Regions from separate parts of the Mus musculus genome. Here region 1 is linked to region 2. Evidence: chromatin loops called from intact Hi-C (ENCODE). Cell type or tissue: gastrocnemius. All regions are shown on one strand. Each heading gives the region's core, and the rest is flanking DNA. Links, peaks and the distances in the headings are about the cores only.

The links. Hi-C counts contacts between places; a loop is a spot of excess contacts. Peaks named below come from ENCODE experiments on the same cell type or tissue, not always from the same donor. Only the 100,000 strongest peaks of a DNase experiment are listed, where the experiment ranks them.
Region 1: a loop joins it to region 2, with 2.7 times the contacts of the local background. A loop is called at or near these places in 1 of 42 quality-filtered maps.

The regions. Positions count from the first base shown.
Region 1 is chr14:30,646,565-30,654,894 of GRCm38, reverse strand. Rft1 (RFT1 homolog) reads right to left here and starts at 520. Exons shown (of 13, transcript NM_177815.3): 1 at 420-520. The coding sequence starts at 482. In gastrocnemius, for the core only: CTCF peaks have their summits at 480 and 3,778 (motif pointing right); DNase peaks (open chromatin) are centred at 535 and 3,673; H3K4me3 peaks cover 938 bases; H3K27ac peaks cover 2,354 bases.
Region 2 is chr14:30,711,886-30,720,215 of GRCm38, reverse strand. It overlaps Sfmbt1 (Scm-like with four mbt domains 1), which reads right to left and starts at 4,601. Exons shown (of 21, transcript NM_001166532.1): 1 at 4,341-4,601. In gastrocnemius, for the core only: no CTCF peak of the experiment used is centred there; DNase peaks (open chromatin) are centred at 4,151, 4,588 and 5,024; H3K4me3 peaks cover 2,752 bases; H3K27ac peaks cover 2,321 bases.

The DNA.
Region 1 (8,330 bases), core at 112-8,111, 65 kb after region 2:
TTGTCCTAGGTCACTGGACAAGCATTGCCTGAACCCGATCCTTGTTCTTAGCTACGCCATATGGGCTCTCTAAACTCAAAGAGAATCAGAGTTGAAGAACAGTTTTGAGGATCAAGAGTGAAACACTCCAGAAATGAACCCCTTAAAATATCAGATTAAAGTAGCCTCTGTCTACTGTTTGTTGATAGTTGTTTAAACTGTCTCCTATCATCACACGGAAACACAAGGCTCAGAAAGAAAATGGCTTGTTTGTAGTCACCAGCCAAGACTGGGACCGCAGTCTCCCAACTCCTAGACCCGGCGCCCCTCCCCGCCTCCGTGGTCCCCCGTGGAACCCTGTGCAGTGCGGGGGACCCAGAGCAGCTTCCCCGGGAGGCTTGGCCGCGGCACCACGCGCTGGAGCGGGCGCAGCAGAGTACCTGCAGCAGGAGACCCGAGGAGGCCAACCGGGCCGCCTGGCCTAGCACCTCCTGGCTGCCCATAGCCCCAGAGCCACAGCTCCGAGGAGGAAACGGGGCCCGCGCCCGCTTCGTCGCGGAAAAATGGCGTCACGGACAGGCTCGCTCCTGATTGGGTCTTTGACAGCAGGGGCGGAGCACAAGAAGCTGCGACTCCAAACAACTTTTGAGGCTGTGTCTCTTGATTTTCTTGGGGTGTCTTGATTTTTGTTGTTGTTGTTTTGAGAGTGTGTTCAGCGCCGATCCCTGTAGACCATGTTGGCCTAGAACTCGCAGTCTCTGGAACACTGGGATAACTGGGGCGCACCCCTAGCCCCAACTGATATCTTTTGGCTTGATTTTTTTTTTTTTTTTTTTAAGACAGGGTCTCATTATGTAGCCTTGGCTATCATAGAACTCGATATGCAAAGCAGACTTGCCTTGAACTCAGTGATCTGCGGGCTTCGGCTTCTGACTCCCAAGTGCCGCAACTCCAGCTGTTATTTTGAAATAAGGTCTTTCTATGTAGCCAGGGCTGGCCTGGAATTCACTTAGAGAGACTAGGATAGCCTTGAACTCCCGATCCTCTTGTCTCCAGCTCCCAAGTGATGAGAATTAAATATTTATTTGTTTTTGCATAGTGTAGTTGTGTGTGTATCAGTGAACTCTCAGGCATCAGTTCTCTCTTTCCACCTTTACATGGGTTCTGCAGTCAAACTCAGATTGGCAGGCTTACATGGTAAGCTCTTAACCTGCTGGGCTAATTTGCAGGCCTGCTAATTATCTTCCCTGTACTCCTGTTCCCTGTTCCCCAGCAGAAGGCCCTGTTTCAAAGCAAAGGAAAACAGAACAAAACAAGCCAGCAGTGGCTGCTGCGGGACAAAGTGCTCAGCAGAGACTAATCAGTGAGATTCTTGCCATTGGCGATCACACGAATGTAGTTACATAACCCTTCCACCAACTGGGCTGGACAGGACTTCTCCCAATTTTGCAAAGGAAGAACTGAGGACTGAAGGTCAGACACAGAATTTTCATGTATGTAGTTCTCTGTAGAAACCTTCCCAAGGCTCTGATACTTGGCCTGGTTGTCGAGAGGAGAAAAGTAAGCCTTGGAGGTGTGAGGTGCCTTGTTCAAATCTGCACATCATGGGCCTGGGCAGAACAGATCGGGGTCAAGGGTCAGACTGGAAGTACTTTATACTTTTTTTTTTAAAGTGGCCAACATACGCAATCACCATTTTCAAAGCTCTTTGGCCTTCCTTGCTGTCTGGTAACTGCCTGTCATCTTACACATCACTACCATCTTTATCAGTACATTTTAGATGCTCATATTTGGATCCCTTCATCCCAGCACTCAGGAGACAGGTGTATCTCTGAGTTTGAGGCTAGCCTGGTCTATATAGCATACATCAAGAACAGCCAGAAAGACATAGTGGAATTCTGTCTCAAAACAAACAAACAAAAAACCCAGCCCCCTTAGTGGTCCTCAAAGAGACCCTGTTGGGTGTTTCTTTGTTTTTGTCATGGTCTCTGCCCAAATATCTTCCTTGACAGTACTCTTCACTTTTTCAGGGCCCCCATACTGACCCCTAACTACCCCACAGTCTGTACTTTCTATGGACTAAATGTATCTTCTCAGAATTCATATAGTGACAGTCCTGAATGTGATAATATACACATATAATACACTCAGGAGAGTACTTGGGAAGTAATTAGGATAAAGATGTAGCCTTTATGGTGGGGCCATTGCCCAGATATTTGAGGAATGGCTACAGTGGGTCAGTGACCATATTAAGAAGATATCTGAGGGCTGCTATGGTGGATCAGTGGCCACACAAAGAAGACATTTGAGGAACTGGCTATGGTGAATCAGTGGCCATATAAAGATGATGTCTGAGGTAATGCATCTTAGAGATGCAGTGTTTGCTTACCATAGTTTTGATGCTTAGTACCTCAAAAAATATTTGGGTGGGATGACTTCTCGTTCACTGTGAGTAGATATAGCAAGAAGGTGGCTATTTACAAACCAAGAAGAGTCCCCTCACAAGACCCAAACTGGCTGTCACCCTGATCTTGGACTTCTAGGATCCAGGATTGGAGAAGCAAATCTGTTGTTTAAGCATCCCAGTCTATGGTGCATCCCAGTCTATGGTGTTTTGTTACAACAGCTCAAGCTGACCTCAATAGTTCCTTAAAGCATTTTGTACTCTTGCATCCTATGTACCGACAGAGAACACTCTTAAGCTCTCACGAATGCCTCCTGGTGCATCACTGTTGCTAGCACTGCTGAACATGGACTGCATGGCTCAAAGCCTCTGTGTCCTCATCTTAGGCAGAATGAGCTTTGTTGAGTGTTGAGACACAGAATGTGAGGTTTGACCATCAGACAGACTTTTCCTGGAACCCTCCTGCTGCAGCTCACCAACTGGAGGACCCCCTGTGTGCTGTTTGTTTGTTTGTTTGTTTGTTTGTTTAAATCCAACGTATTTTATTGATTATTTGGCAACTTCACATAATGCACCCCAATAACACTTCCTAGTTCTTCCAGGTCCACCCCCAAACCTTTGTGACCTCGAAGGAGGAGGAGGAGGAGAAGGAGGGGAAGCAGAAGAAGGAGAAGAAGGAGAAGGAGAAGAAGGAGAAGGAGAAGAAGGAGAAGAAGGAGAAGGAGGAGAAGAAGAAGGATAAAAACCAAGTCTAATTTATGTTGTTCATATACTCACTGGGGCATGGTCAATGCTGATTGTTTTAAAGAGATATTATATTAGCATTGGGTTTATAGCTCAGTAGTACTGTGACTGCCCAGCTTGTGTGAAGGCCTGGGTTTAAGCCACAGTATCTATGATACTGATCTGGATATGAATATAGACATAAATATAGATATTGTCTGTCCTGTTAAGGTGGGTGTGATAATTTTAGCAGACCAGCTTGGCCCACAAGTAGCTTAAATTCTACTAAGAGATTAAAAACTTAAATCTGAAGAAAAATCATAAAATCCCAAATTGGAATCAATTGTGAAAGAATAAAAAAAGACTCCTTGAGAATTCAGAACTATAAATGGTGGTCACTAAACAAGCTGTTTTCCTCAGGGTTCCTTCCTGCCACTTGCTTCTGTGCCAGGTGACCTCCCTGCCAGGGAAAGCTGGTCTGGGACTCGCATTTCATTACTGTACTAGTGGGAGGTGCTAGGGCTGGTGCTGAGCCAGTTAGACTTCCAGGGCAATGGGGCAGGATGGGAGGCTGCCAATGGGTGGAAGGCAGAGTAAAAGCTATGTTAAGTGGGGGCCTGGACTTGGGCTGAGCGGAGGCACCAGGACTGGGCATGTTCCCACACAACAGCCACTAGATGGCATGGCTCGTTGGGCAAGGGCCCTCCCAGACCAAGGCTTTTCGCTGTTTGGAAAACCTTCAACAGGGCCCCTCCTTGAACTAGAACATCAACACTTTGTCCCTCACTTGAAAGTCCCAGGGCATGACAAGGCTGCTGTGGTCACAACAGCCCATGTTGTTGAGTCTACAAAGCTATGTGCTGGGTATTTTCATGGTCAAACTGAACTCCGTTAGCAGCCCAACAAGACCACTGTCCCCTCTGCTGTACAGGCCAGGGAACAGACTTGGCAAAGTTAGGGGACCTGTTTGAGGGGTGGTGGTTGGAAACACCAGAGTGTGAACTGGGCTATCCCTTTAGAACGCTGTGCTCCCCCTCAGCAGTTACGATTCAGGAAGGATTTGGGGTATCTGCATTGGTTTTGTGGTGTTTGCCTGTTTTGCCTTTGACAACGAGTCTTACTTACCCTGTAGCCCATGCTGGCCTGGAACTTTATATTACCATGATTGGTTATGATGCTCTGGACAAAACTCTGAAAAGTACTCCCTGAGGGTACCTTCAGGCACCTTGGGAAATCTATCTGCCTCAGTGGTCTGAAGCCTCTGTCTGCCCAAAGTGGGTAAAGAAGTGCTGAAAGCTGTTCTGGGCTTGTTCAACTCTCCAATAGGATATGCTACCAGGGTAGTGGTCAGAACATCAGGGCCTGGAGACAGTGCCTAAATGAGAGCCTTGGGAACACCTGTGTCAAGAACTGTGCATACAGCACTTCCTGGATCATAGGTCTTTCTATGGAGTGGTGTGAGCAGCCACAAGACCCTGGTTTCTCTCTGAGCATTGATTTGTGCAGAGTAGCCTGTAATACCAACAATAACAATGTGGTTCATTCCAGATCCAGAGCTCTGAGCTGGGCATTGGAAGGGGCTTAAGAGAGAATGAACCACTATTACTCCACGCTCAGGCCTCAGGGTCTCTCTTGGGAAGAACCCCAAGTGAGAGCAGACAGACCGAGGTACCAAAACCATGCAAGGGGAACATAGAGATGGGGTAGGTGGAGAGATCGTTCTGGCCGAAGCATCAAAGAAGATCCCCGTCAGTCACAGTCAGTGGAGCCCGGGAAGAGGGAACTTGCTGAGCCTGTGGGTGAACCTAGTAGTTGGCTGTGGCTACTCTTGGTGCAGAATTCTTGTACCCAGCAGCCTGTGGCCAGTGTTGAGCCAGCAGTCCTGAGAACAGCAAGTCCGTGAACAGGAGTGTGTGAATGAATACAAATTAAGGGCTTGGTGGAACGCATTTGTAATTTCAGCCGTCAGGAGGATAGCACAGGAGGATTCAGTGTGAGTTTGAAGCAGCCTGAGCTGTAGAGTGAGACCCTGGCCCCAAAAACAACACCAGGGCTCAGTGGTTAAGAACACTCATGGCCCCTCCAAAGGTCCTGAGTTCAATTCCCAGCACCCATATAGAAGCTCACAACTGTCTGAGGCCATATTCTGATGTGAGATGTGCCTGCAAAGTACCCACCATATACATAAAATACATAAGTAAATAAATCTTTGAGCTGGGTATCGTGGTGGCGCACGCCTCTAATCCCAGCACTCTGGAGACAATGACAGCCTGATCTCTGAGTTCGAGGCCAATCTGGTCTACAGAGTGAGTTCCAGGACATCTAGAACAGCCAGGGTTACACAGAGGAACCCTGTATGGGGGTGGGGGGAAATCAGTCACATGTGTTCACAAGTGGGTCGGTGTGAATTTGCTTGTTCTGCTTGCCAGAATCCGCTTTGAGATAGTGTGTAGATACATACGTGCACACATATGAAGCCGGAGAGCATGCAGTATGAGGGAGTTCTTAGATGAGCATGTGTGGACGTGGGGTTGGTCGTGTGTGCCTGCAAACCTGTGAAACACTAGTATACATCTTCAGTCTCAGCATGCGGGAGGCTGAGACAGGATCTGAGATCAAGCCCAGCCTGGGCTATATATCAAGACAGAAAAAGAAAAAGTGTACAAAATGTGTCCTAGTCTAGGCATCAATTTTGCTTCTCTGATTCTGGTTCTTTATCTAGGCCCAAGATTCTGCATTTCACCTCAACAATATCCTCTCAGTCTTATAAGGTGGGCTAATAACAAAATGTAATTATGCACATTTCACAGATGGAGAAACTGAGGCTCTAAGGGGTGGCAGAGATAACATTGAATCCTAGCTACAGGGCATCAGAGGTTCCCTTTACCGTTTCCTTCAAGCCACTTCTCAGGAATTCAAAAAGTCCCTGGTGAGGAAATGTCCCTGGCCCACTCATCACTGACCTGGACCTGACACAGGGTTTCTCATGGGGTGGGTGGAAAGGAACTGTCTCTGGGGCTTGGCTCCAAGGCTACACACATAGAAGGGTCACATGAGGCTGCCCTTGTGTATCCATAACCCCAAAGAATTTGGATCAGAGCCAGTTGAGGGTTTAGGCCACCCCTCGTCTAAACACATGCTACATTTCCTGTCCCTTAAAACCACAGTCTGGCTGGAAAGTAGCCCCACACGCTCCCAGACCAGCTTTCCAAAAGCTCTCCCAGGTGCCCAGCGCTCCTGATTCATGCCATGCTGAGCACTGGACCTGTCCCTTCTGTATACTGGTCAAGCTCTCCACCAACTTAGGTGTATCCTTGGAGACAACCCCAAAACAGACAGCCATAGCAGCAACTTTCATTCCTGTCTTTTGGCTCTTATTGTGGGTGTGAAGGCTACCAGGTCTCATAGAACCATTCTTGTGAAAAGAGACTGATCCAAACTGACCCAAGCGCCAATACTCCTTGGGTGTCATTTCGCCTCTCTGTCACTGTTTCATGATCTATAAAATGGAAGTGATCGTAAAACCTTCCATAAGGGTTACTGTAAGAATTACATAAGATAACATGTATGGAAATGTTTCTTTTACCAGGCACTTAGAATGAACATGCGTTACAAACACGAGCAATTACCATCATTTTGTCACATTTACATCAATAGGGTGGATACTATTTCCTCCCTTGGATGTTGAAAAACATTTAATATTTTTGGATCTCTGTGTTCCATTCCTGTAAAAAAATTTTTTTGAGACAGGATCTTAGTATGTAGCCCTGGATAGTGTGAAACTCACTGTGTAAATCAGGCTGGCCTCAGACTCAAAGATCCCCTGCCTCTGCCTTCCAAGTTCCAGGATTAAAGGGGTATGCCACCAAGCAGAGCCCATAATAATTCTCTTTTATTTTTTCTATCTTTCCTTCATTATTATTCACTTTACATCCCATTCACTGGCCCCCTCCCAGTCACCCCATCCTACAATCCCTCCCCCATTAACCTCCCCTTCTCCTCTGAGTGTGTGGGGGCCCCTGGGTATCCGCCCACCCTGGCACATCCTCTCCCACTGAGGCCAGACAAGGCAGCCCAGCTAGAAGAACATATCCCATGTACAGACAACAGCTTCTGGGATAGTCCCACTCCAGCTGTTCGGGGCCCGCATGAAGGCCAAGCTGCACATCTGCTACATCTATGCAGAGAGGCCTAGGTTCTGCCTGTGTAGTTGTTTGTTTGGTGGTTTAATCTCTGAGGGCCCCAAGGTTCCAGGTTAATTGACTCTGTTGGTCTTCCTGTGGTCCCTCCCCTTAGGGACCACAATCCTTCCTCCTTTTCTTCCATAAGAGTCCCCAAGTGTCATCCACTGTTTGACTGTGGGTGTCTGCATCTAAGTGAGCTGCTGGGTGGACCCTCTCAGAGGACAGCTATGTTAGACTCCTGTATGCAAGCACAACAGAGTGTCATTAACAATGTCAGGAATTGGTGCTTACCCATGGGGTGGGTCTCAAGTTGGGCTGGTTATTGGTTGGCCATTCCCTCAGTCTCTGCTCCATCTGCCATCCTTGCATTTCCTGTATGCAGGATACATTTTTGGTAGAAAATTTTGTGGGTGGATTGGTGTCCCTATCTCTCCACTGGGGTCCCTGCCTGGCCACAAGAGGCAGCTTCCCCAGGATCCATATCCCCAATGCTGTGTGGCACAGCTAAGGACATACCTGTTGATTCTCAGGCTCCTCCTCTATCCCAGATCTCTTAGGGAACTTCTCCATAAAAATTCCTTTAACTGAACTTTGTCTCCTCCCTCCCTCCCTCCCTCCTTCCCTCCCTCCCTCCCTTCCTTCCCCCTTCCTTCTCTTCCTGCCTCTCATTCTTTCTCAAGCTCATTTTGCCAGCATGTGATTGTTGTGTGGCTGTCCCGCGTCATAGTTGATGGACATGTGGGCTGTTTCCACTCTTTAACTGTGATGAACAATGTTGTGTTATGAATTTCTGTGTATAGGCTTTTTATGTGGATGTCTGTGTTCACCTCTCTAGAAGTGGGATAGCTGGGTCTTCTGGCAACTCAGGTTAGCATTGAGGACTGCTGGGCTGTTTGCCACAGTGGCTATCCAGCTCTGAATTGCTAGTCACAATGCACAAGGTCTCCAGTTTCTCTGTAGCCTTGCCAATACTCTGTCTCTGTCTCTGTCCCTGACCCTGTCCCTGTCTCTGTCTCTTCTCTGTGTGTGTGTGTGTGTGT
Region 2 (8,330 bases), core at 261-8,260:
GGTGGCTTACCACCATCCTTAATACATCTGACACCCACTCCTGGTGTGTCCCAAGACAGCTACAGTGTACTTACATATAAAAAATAATAAATAAATCTTAAAAAAAAAAAAGAATTCAAAAGAAAAAAAAAAAACCTCAGAAAACTCAAGCAGTTCGTGGGTGGTGGCTAGGTCACTGTGTATTCTATTAGTTCTTGAAGCTGTAAACTCTGAATGGAATAACCAAATTCAAATTAGTTGTGGGCCCATCAACATGTTGAATAGATAGGGAAAGGAAAAAACAAAACAACAACAACAAACCTCTGACCTTTTGTGGATCTACATAAGTCTCTAACATGGATAGTAAGCCATTCCAACTTTCTACCACACAGATGTCTTTGCAGACCAAAAAAAAAAAAAAAAAAAAAAAGCCTAGGAGTTTGCAAGAAGCTAACAAGATAAGCATTCACTTAGAAGCTAACCGTCTTCTTTAGCAGTAGAAACAAAAAGCACATGGATACATTCAAAGATATTTGGAAGACACTGGCCAGTTACTGCAGCAGTATTCCAGTTGATATTGAAAACTCAACTGTTTGGCTAGGGTTCTAATACAAAACAGTGGCTTTAATTAAAGGACTTTACAAAAAACTGCAGCTGACACAACTTTTATTTATATTTTGTTCTTGCTTTTACTGTTAAGTTTTTAATGAAGTGATAAGCCAGGTGTGCATCCTACATACAGGGCCAGCAGAAAAAAATGGAAACAGGCAACCTTGCAACGGACGTAGGAGGTTGGGGGAACCCTCCAGAACACACCAGAGACCTGGGAGATGAGAGGCTCACAGAACTCAGGAGGAGGGACCTTAGATGAAATGCCCCACAGTAGGAAGAGGGAACTTATAGAGCCCACCTCTAACAGGAAGACAGGGCATCAAATGAGGAAGGGGGGTTGCCATGCCACAGTCAAAAATCTGACCCATAATTGTTCCTGTCTGAAAGAACTGCAGGGATGGACATGTAGAAGAGCCTGAGGAAAAGAAGGTCCAGCAACAGGCCCAAAGTGGAATCCAGCTCAAGGGGAGGCCCCAAGGCCTGACACTATTACAGAGGCTATGGAGCTCTGACCTATCATGACTGTCCTCCGAAAGACCTAACAAGCAGCTGAAAGAATCAGATGCAGATATTTGCACCCAACCAATGGACAGAAGCTGCTGACCCCTGTGGTTGAATTAGGGAAAGGCTGGAAGAAGGAGGAGGAGGACCAGCATCTCAATTAACCTGGACCTTCAAGATCTCTCAAACACTGGACCACCAACCAGGCAGCATACACCAGCTTATATGAGGCCCCCAACACATATACAGCAGTGGAATGCCAGGTCTGGGTTCAGTCAAAGAAGATGCACCTAACCCTCAGGAGACTGGAGGCCCCTAGGAGTTTAGAGGTCTGGTTGGTTGGGGGTTGGGGACATCCTCCTGGAAACAGGGGTGTGGGGAGGACATATGGGATGTAGAACAGTTGGAGTGAGGGGTGGGGGGGAGATAAAATCTGGAGTGTAAAAATTAGATAAATAAAAGACAAAAAAAGAAAAGAAAGCCAGGTGTGGTGGCGCATGCCTTTAATCCCAGCACTTGGGAGGCAGAGGCAGGTGGATTTCTGAGTTCGAGGCCAGCCCCTGATCTACAGAGTAAGTTCCAGGACAGCCAGAGCTATACAGAGAAACCCTGTCTCAAAAAACAAACAAACAAACAAAGAAAATATTAGTAAACTAAAAAAAAAAAAAACTGTCATTTTAAAGGTAGTTAAAGCAGTATACCCATATTATGAATTCACTAGACTTTTAAAAAAATCAATTTTCATTCAATTGTCTTTGCAAATTCTAAGCTTAACAAAATTAATTCATCTGACACCTTTAACTCTTAACTTGTTCAAAAATTCATAATTTCTTCCTTCAAACCTACTCTCTACAAATCTGTATCCCAAAATGGGAAATGATATAATAATATAACGACTATAAACATAAAGACCCCCAGAAACCACAATCCTAACACACCAAAAACTGCTCAGTTAAAAATGTCCTCCTGAAGCCGGGCAGTGGTGTGGTGGCGCATGCCTTTAATCCCAGCACTCGGGAGACAGAGGCAGGCGGATTTCTGAGTTCGAGGCCAGCCTGGTCTACAGAGTGAGTTCCAGGACAGCCAGGGCTATATAGAGAAATCCTGTCTTGGGGGGGGGGGGGAGTCCTTCTGACCACAAAGACCAAAGGTCATAGTCTTAAGACCCTGTAGATACTGGAACCCTACACCAGTACAGCATCAGGACCAAAATGACATCTCCAAGGATACCTGCTATCCTTCAATAGTTAATACTGCCCTTTCACGTTCTAAAGGGTCCTGCTTCAGACAAGATCCATTGGTTGAGTTAGAAGTCAGGCCAGAGGTTGCCTTAGGGAAAGGGCAGGTGTTTACTCAATTAGAGGAATCCCTTGGTGGGGGGAGGGCTGGAAATGCTCTGTTCTGTATCTTAATGTGTATATGGCCATCAAGACTTATGCATATGTAAAACAAGGCCGAACTGTCCTTTCCCGATTTCATTGTTAAACTGTGAAAGGTGTAACTTCTTAAATATATTGAAATGCCTTCTTTAAAAGTCTGTGTTCAAATAAAGTCCACAGAATTATTCTGGATTTAGCTAACAAGATGTTTTTTCCAATCTATTTTTAAAAAGACACATATTGTGAGTGATTTTATGTAGATAGAACCTTTCAAAACTTTTTTAAAATCTCATTTTAAGAAGTCTCCAAATTTTAGAACCCAAAGCATGGTGATCTACTTATCCCACTTTTGCAAATAATAAGGAAGATAAAAAAAAACAAAAACAAAAAACAAAAAACTACACTGGGTAAGACACCTACCCAAAGATAAAGTGGCTCGCCAATGGTAACTGAGTAATAACCTTATAACACAACTGGCTCCTTCTCTCAGGTCCCTCTAGTTCCAACTGGCTGTTCCTGACACTGCAAACAAATCTGAACTCTGACTCTACCTGTGGCCTAAGAGAGTTCATTTGCTGCGAGTTAACAGGCCCCAATGTGTACTTACGAAAACACGTTCCTCCTCCTCCACCCCATCTAGACAGCTGACACAACAGTTACACGCTCAAAGCATTCATTTTGCTTCAGATGAAATAAAGTATGACATCTTAAAAATCGCGGTTCAGGAGAGGCCATACGCAGATAATGACTAATTCCATGTTACTTCCTTCAGATCTTTTTGATGAATACAGCAATCACAAGACACACACCACTTGGGGCCAGTAACTGCTGTGAGTGACCCGCGGGGAAGAGCGCCCACCAAGTTAAAAAAAAAAAAAAAGCCCTACAGGACGCGTCCCACCCCACTGCACCGCAAGCTCTAAAGATGACCTGGCTTTGACAGCTTAGTTTGAGACCCCACGCGAACAGCTGGCATCTCGGGGGGGAAACTTAACACGACGTCTATCCTTTCCGCGGGAATTTATCCCGAGTCTCACAAGGCTTTTCTGCTCCGCAAAGAGCAGGCCTTGCTTCCCAGGACACAGGGCTCGCCCCTCCAGCGTCTTTACAGCGAACAAAACAAGACTTGGGAACAGAAAACGAAACGGTCACGGACCTGCCGAGCGGCCTCAGGACGCTCCCCAGATCCGCGCAGGGGGTCGGGCGGCGGTGCCTCCCCAGGCGAAGCGCCTGAGAGGCCGGAGCCACCGGTTGCGGTGGAGGCTCAGACTCGGCCACCGCGCTTGCTGTCGCCGCCGCCGCTGCTGCTGCTGCCGCTGCCGCCGCCGCCTAGGCCCTGAGAAGTTGAGCGGCCGCGCGGGCTGCGGGTTCGCGCCCCGCCCGGAGCGAGCCCGGGGGGGCGGGTCCGCGGGGGCTCGGCGGGAGGCCGCTCGATGGGGGCAGGGGACCGGAGCCTGCAAGTTGGGAGCCCGCTACCGCCACCCGGCCACTTTGGCCTCTCGCGCCCAGCTGGGCTGACGCGCGCCGCTCGCCCGTTCTCCCTCTCTCTCTCTCTCTCCCGGCGCCGCCGGCCTCCGCCGCGTCCGCGAGGTGCCCGGGCGCGTCCCCGCAGCCCCCGCCGGCCGACGCGCCGAGCCTCGGGACCGCGCCAGGCCGCGCGCGCGGGCGCCGCGTCCCCCCACCCACTCCAGTCGTCCCCCCCGCCCAACGCGCCGCCGCCGCCCGTTGGCGCCTCAGATCGCGCGCTCGCTGCCCGCTGGCTCCCGGCGCTTCCCGCTGGCAAAGTTGCTGGGCCTCTTTGGGAGGGCGCCGCACCACCCCTCAGGCCGCCGCGCGGGAAGGCCCAGCCGGCCGCCCCGCTTTTTTTACCTGACGGGAGTTTTCGCGCGCGCGCTTGCTCGCTCTCCCCGCTCGCTCGCACGCCCGCCCGCTCGCTCGGTTTTCTTTCTTTCCTTCTTGGCGCTCGCCCGCGCGGGGCGCCTTTTCCGCTCGCGCTGCTCGCGCCCTCCTTCCTGCTGAGCCCGGCAGAGCGGGGCGGCCGGCAGCTCTCCCCGCCCCCCTGCACCCGCGCTCCGGCGGAGGCGGCGGCGGCGGCGCTCCGCGCTCCGACTCATTCCAATATGGCACGGACGCAAGGCGCATGCGCCCGCGGCCCCCCCACTCCCTCCCCCAGCTCCGCGGTCCTCCCTCCCGGCAACCCGCGCCCCTCGCTTCGCGCGCGTGGCACTCCCGACCCGGCCTCCCCAAGCCCACCGGCTCGCGGAGCTGGAGCTGCACGGGAGACGACGCGTCCGCGGGCCCGGGTCCATAACCCGCCGCTTTGCTCGCGTCCCCCTGTCCGCACCTCGCCGAAAGACACCCGCGAGGCCGTGGCGCTGGGCGTCGCGGCGTGAGCCTCTGATCCCCGACGGCGCCATGGACGGAGAACGGCTTGGAGACGGCGTCCTCGGGCTCCGGAGGCGCGTCCTGGCCTTGCTTGGGATTCTGGAAAGAAAGACCTCACCTCGGGCTTCTGGACAGAGCGGCTCGGGACCCCGCGAAGTCCCTGATCCATCCGTCCCTGGCGAAGCGCGCCACTGTAGCCCGCACGTGACCACCTCGAGCAAGATGGTATTAGCAGAGAGGCAGCAGTTCTGCAGGTCCCCAAGGGGCGCATACCGTGGCCGAGGGAGCTGCGCCCGCCCGCCGGACCACGTCGGGAATCCTACACGTTCTTTGAGATCTAGCAGGGCACTCTAGTGCTCGTCTACCGAGTCCGACTCGAACGCCTCTACGTACCTCATGTCCAGGCTCAGTAAATGAGTTGTCCTGCCGCAAAGGGGCACAGGTTGACCTAAGAGCTTCAGGAGAAGCTCAAAAATGCTGTGAATCAGCCTCGAATCGGAAGGTGCCCACAGGCAGTTACGTTCGGCTACTCAACCCTTCTTCAGCGAGCACAGGTGTCAATAGGAAGCACACCCACCTGCTCCAGAAAGTTCCCTCAGAAGAAAATCCCAGCGCCTGTGGGATCCCGGAGTGCCAATGAGACCAGACTCTCCAGCCTAAGATGGCCTCAGTCAGGGGCTCCTACTCAAGGAAGACTCCTTTCTTTTAGAGAAGAGGAGGCGAGACACACACACACACACACACACACACACACACACACACACACACACACACGAAGGTCTTGGGATGCTCCCATTAGCATCTTTCTCATGTTTTTGGGCAACCTTGGGAAATATGCACATTACAAACGCCAGATGATTTTTTTCTTTTTGTAAGTGTAAGCACCATTGAAAAGACAAAGTAACAAGAAAAAAAAATAAAGAAGAATATAAAAGGATATTCAATTATTGCTACACAATTTGAGCTCCCACCCACCCCCTCCCAACACCCCCCCCGCCCCGGCCAAAAACAAAAAACAAACAAACAAACAAACAAAAAAACCCTTCTTCATAGATACATGCTTGCAAGCACACATTTTCATTTATTTGCTACTATGACTAACATTTTTTGTTTGCATGGTCGTTTTTAAGGTATATAGTTCCTGCTTGTGTATTTTATTACATTGCAGTTGTCTGCTAACACATCCATGCGGTCCACAGATGAGCTGAGTTTCTAGGAATGGGAAAGTTTTTAGGTAGAAAGCTGTGAATGGCCCTCTCTTGCCCCAGTTCTTTCACCAGCAAGGAAGAGTGTAAGGAATTGAATGCACATTCCTAAACACTGAGGGACAACTTTTCTCCCCTACATTGAATGATGCCTAGTTTAAGGTGACCTTATTTGGCACTTCTTGGATGACTAAACATTCAAAATTTCCCCATTTGCTATCTGTATTTCCCCTTCTGTACATAACCTGTTGTTCATATCTATTGTCTCGAGTTGAATCTCTTCTAACTTAAAAAAAAAAAGTTTTTTTTTTCTTTTAAGGATCTTTCACTTTTGTTATTGAAGGGAATGTTGCCCCTGTCTGATGTTCTTTTTTGCTTTAGTTTACAGTTCATCTGTCATTCTAGTCCTCTGGGTGTTGGTTGTTTGTTTACTTGTTTTTGTTTTTGTTTTCATTGTTGAATGCCAACAAAGTGAGCTTTCATGCACCTGTCTACTGGTATAATTTCTTTGCATATTTTATTATTCTAAGATCATCTATCCAATCTTAGTTTTGCTCTGTTTTGGAGTAAATAGATAAAAATGTAGATCTAATTTCCTTCCTCTATTACAATGGTTATTGTTTATGCAGTCACCATTTATTAAATAATTTCCCCTTGTTTTTTGCTTAGCAAAACCTACATTTTTTGCTAAACTTTTGCTTTTGGATTGTGTATTTCAGAATCATCCAGTTCCTCCCATAGACCTTGATTTCAGCAAATACTGTATAGTTATAACTACTGGTTCTTTGAAATAGTTTTTACATCTGACAAGGGTCAATTTCGACCATGAGAACATTTTTTTTAAAGATTTATTTATTTATTATATGTAAGTACACTGTAGCTGTCTTCTGACACTCCAGAAGAGGGAGTCAGATCTTGTTATGGATGGTTGTGAGCCACCATGTGGTTGCTGGGATTTGAACTCAGGACCTTCGGAAGAGCAGTCAGTGTTCTTAACCGCTGAGTCATCTCTCCAGTCCAAGAACATTTTTTAAAATAGGGTTTACATGCCCATACATGCCCTTATAATTATAGAAGGATTAAGAGCATTGGTTTCAGGGCTGGAAAGATGGCCCAACGATTACCAGTACATATTGCCCTTGCAAGAGACCCAAGTTCAATTCCCAGTGCCTACATGGAGTCCCAAGTTCAATTCCCAGTGCCTACATGGAGTTCACCTCAGACTGTACTTGGGCTTCAGGGGATACAGTGCCTCAGACACCAGCACTCACATGTTCATGCCCACACACAGGCACATAATTAAAAATAAATAAAGCCCTTTAATTCCAGCATTTGGGAGTCAGAGGCAGGCAGATCTCTGGTCTACAAAGTGATTTCAGGACAGCAAGACTACACTGTAAAACCCAGTCTCAAAAAAAAAAAAAAAAAAAAAAAGTCTAAAAAGAACAAAGAACATGGGCTTTGAGAGTAAACAAGGCTCAACAATGAGCAGCCCTGTGACCTAAGTTACTGCCTAGTCAGGCCTGACAGTTTGGGTTTATAAATGGGGATCAGAGTAATACCACCTCACAAGTTCAATGGCTGGCACATAGTAAATGCTTAATGTGAGTTACTGTTGTTAATCATGTCTTCTGTTCCAAAGAAGTAAATTATGGAAAGTTGCAGTGAACCCATTTCTTTGTACAATAGCACTTATAATGATGGTAATAATAATAATAATTGTAGCCAAAGGTGGCTGTACGAGTAGTAGTAGTAAGGTTGGAGCTGGAAGTGGAGGTGTATGGCCAGTGGAGGTGATTTTCCAGCACCTGGAGGTCCCAGAAGGAAAGTTATGAGTATCAGGTCAGCCAGGCCTACATAACAGAACTCTATCTTTAAAAAAACAAAGATGTGAGCCAAGAATGGTGGTGTAGGCCTTTAATCCTAGCAATCAGAAGGCAGAGGCAGGCAGACCTCCATTCATTAAAGCCATCCTGGTCTATTTAGCAAGTTTCAGAACAGCCAGTGCTAGCTACATGGGAAGACCCTGTCTCTTCACACACGCCCCCACATAGGGTTGCAGCTGACACTGGAGTTGCATTAATAGAGGAACTGGTTTTGACAGATAAAATATAACATTTCATTTTTCAGCCACCACCTATGCTGTCTTTCAATTTATTCAAATACAAACTTTCAGAAGCCAACTCTCTTGTTGCCTCCAGTATTTCTCCACTGCTCACCTCATGACCCCTAATGAAGAAGGGCAAGGAGGCGCAAGGAACTGTTCAAA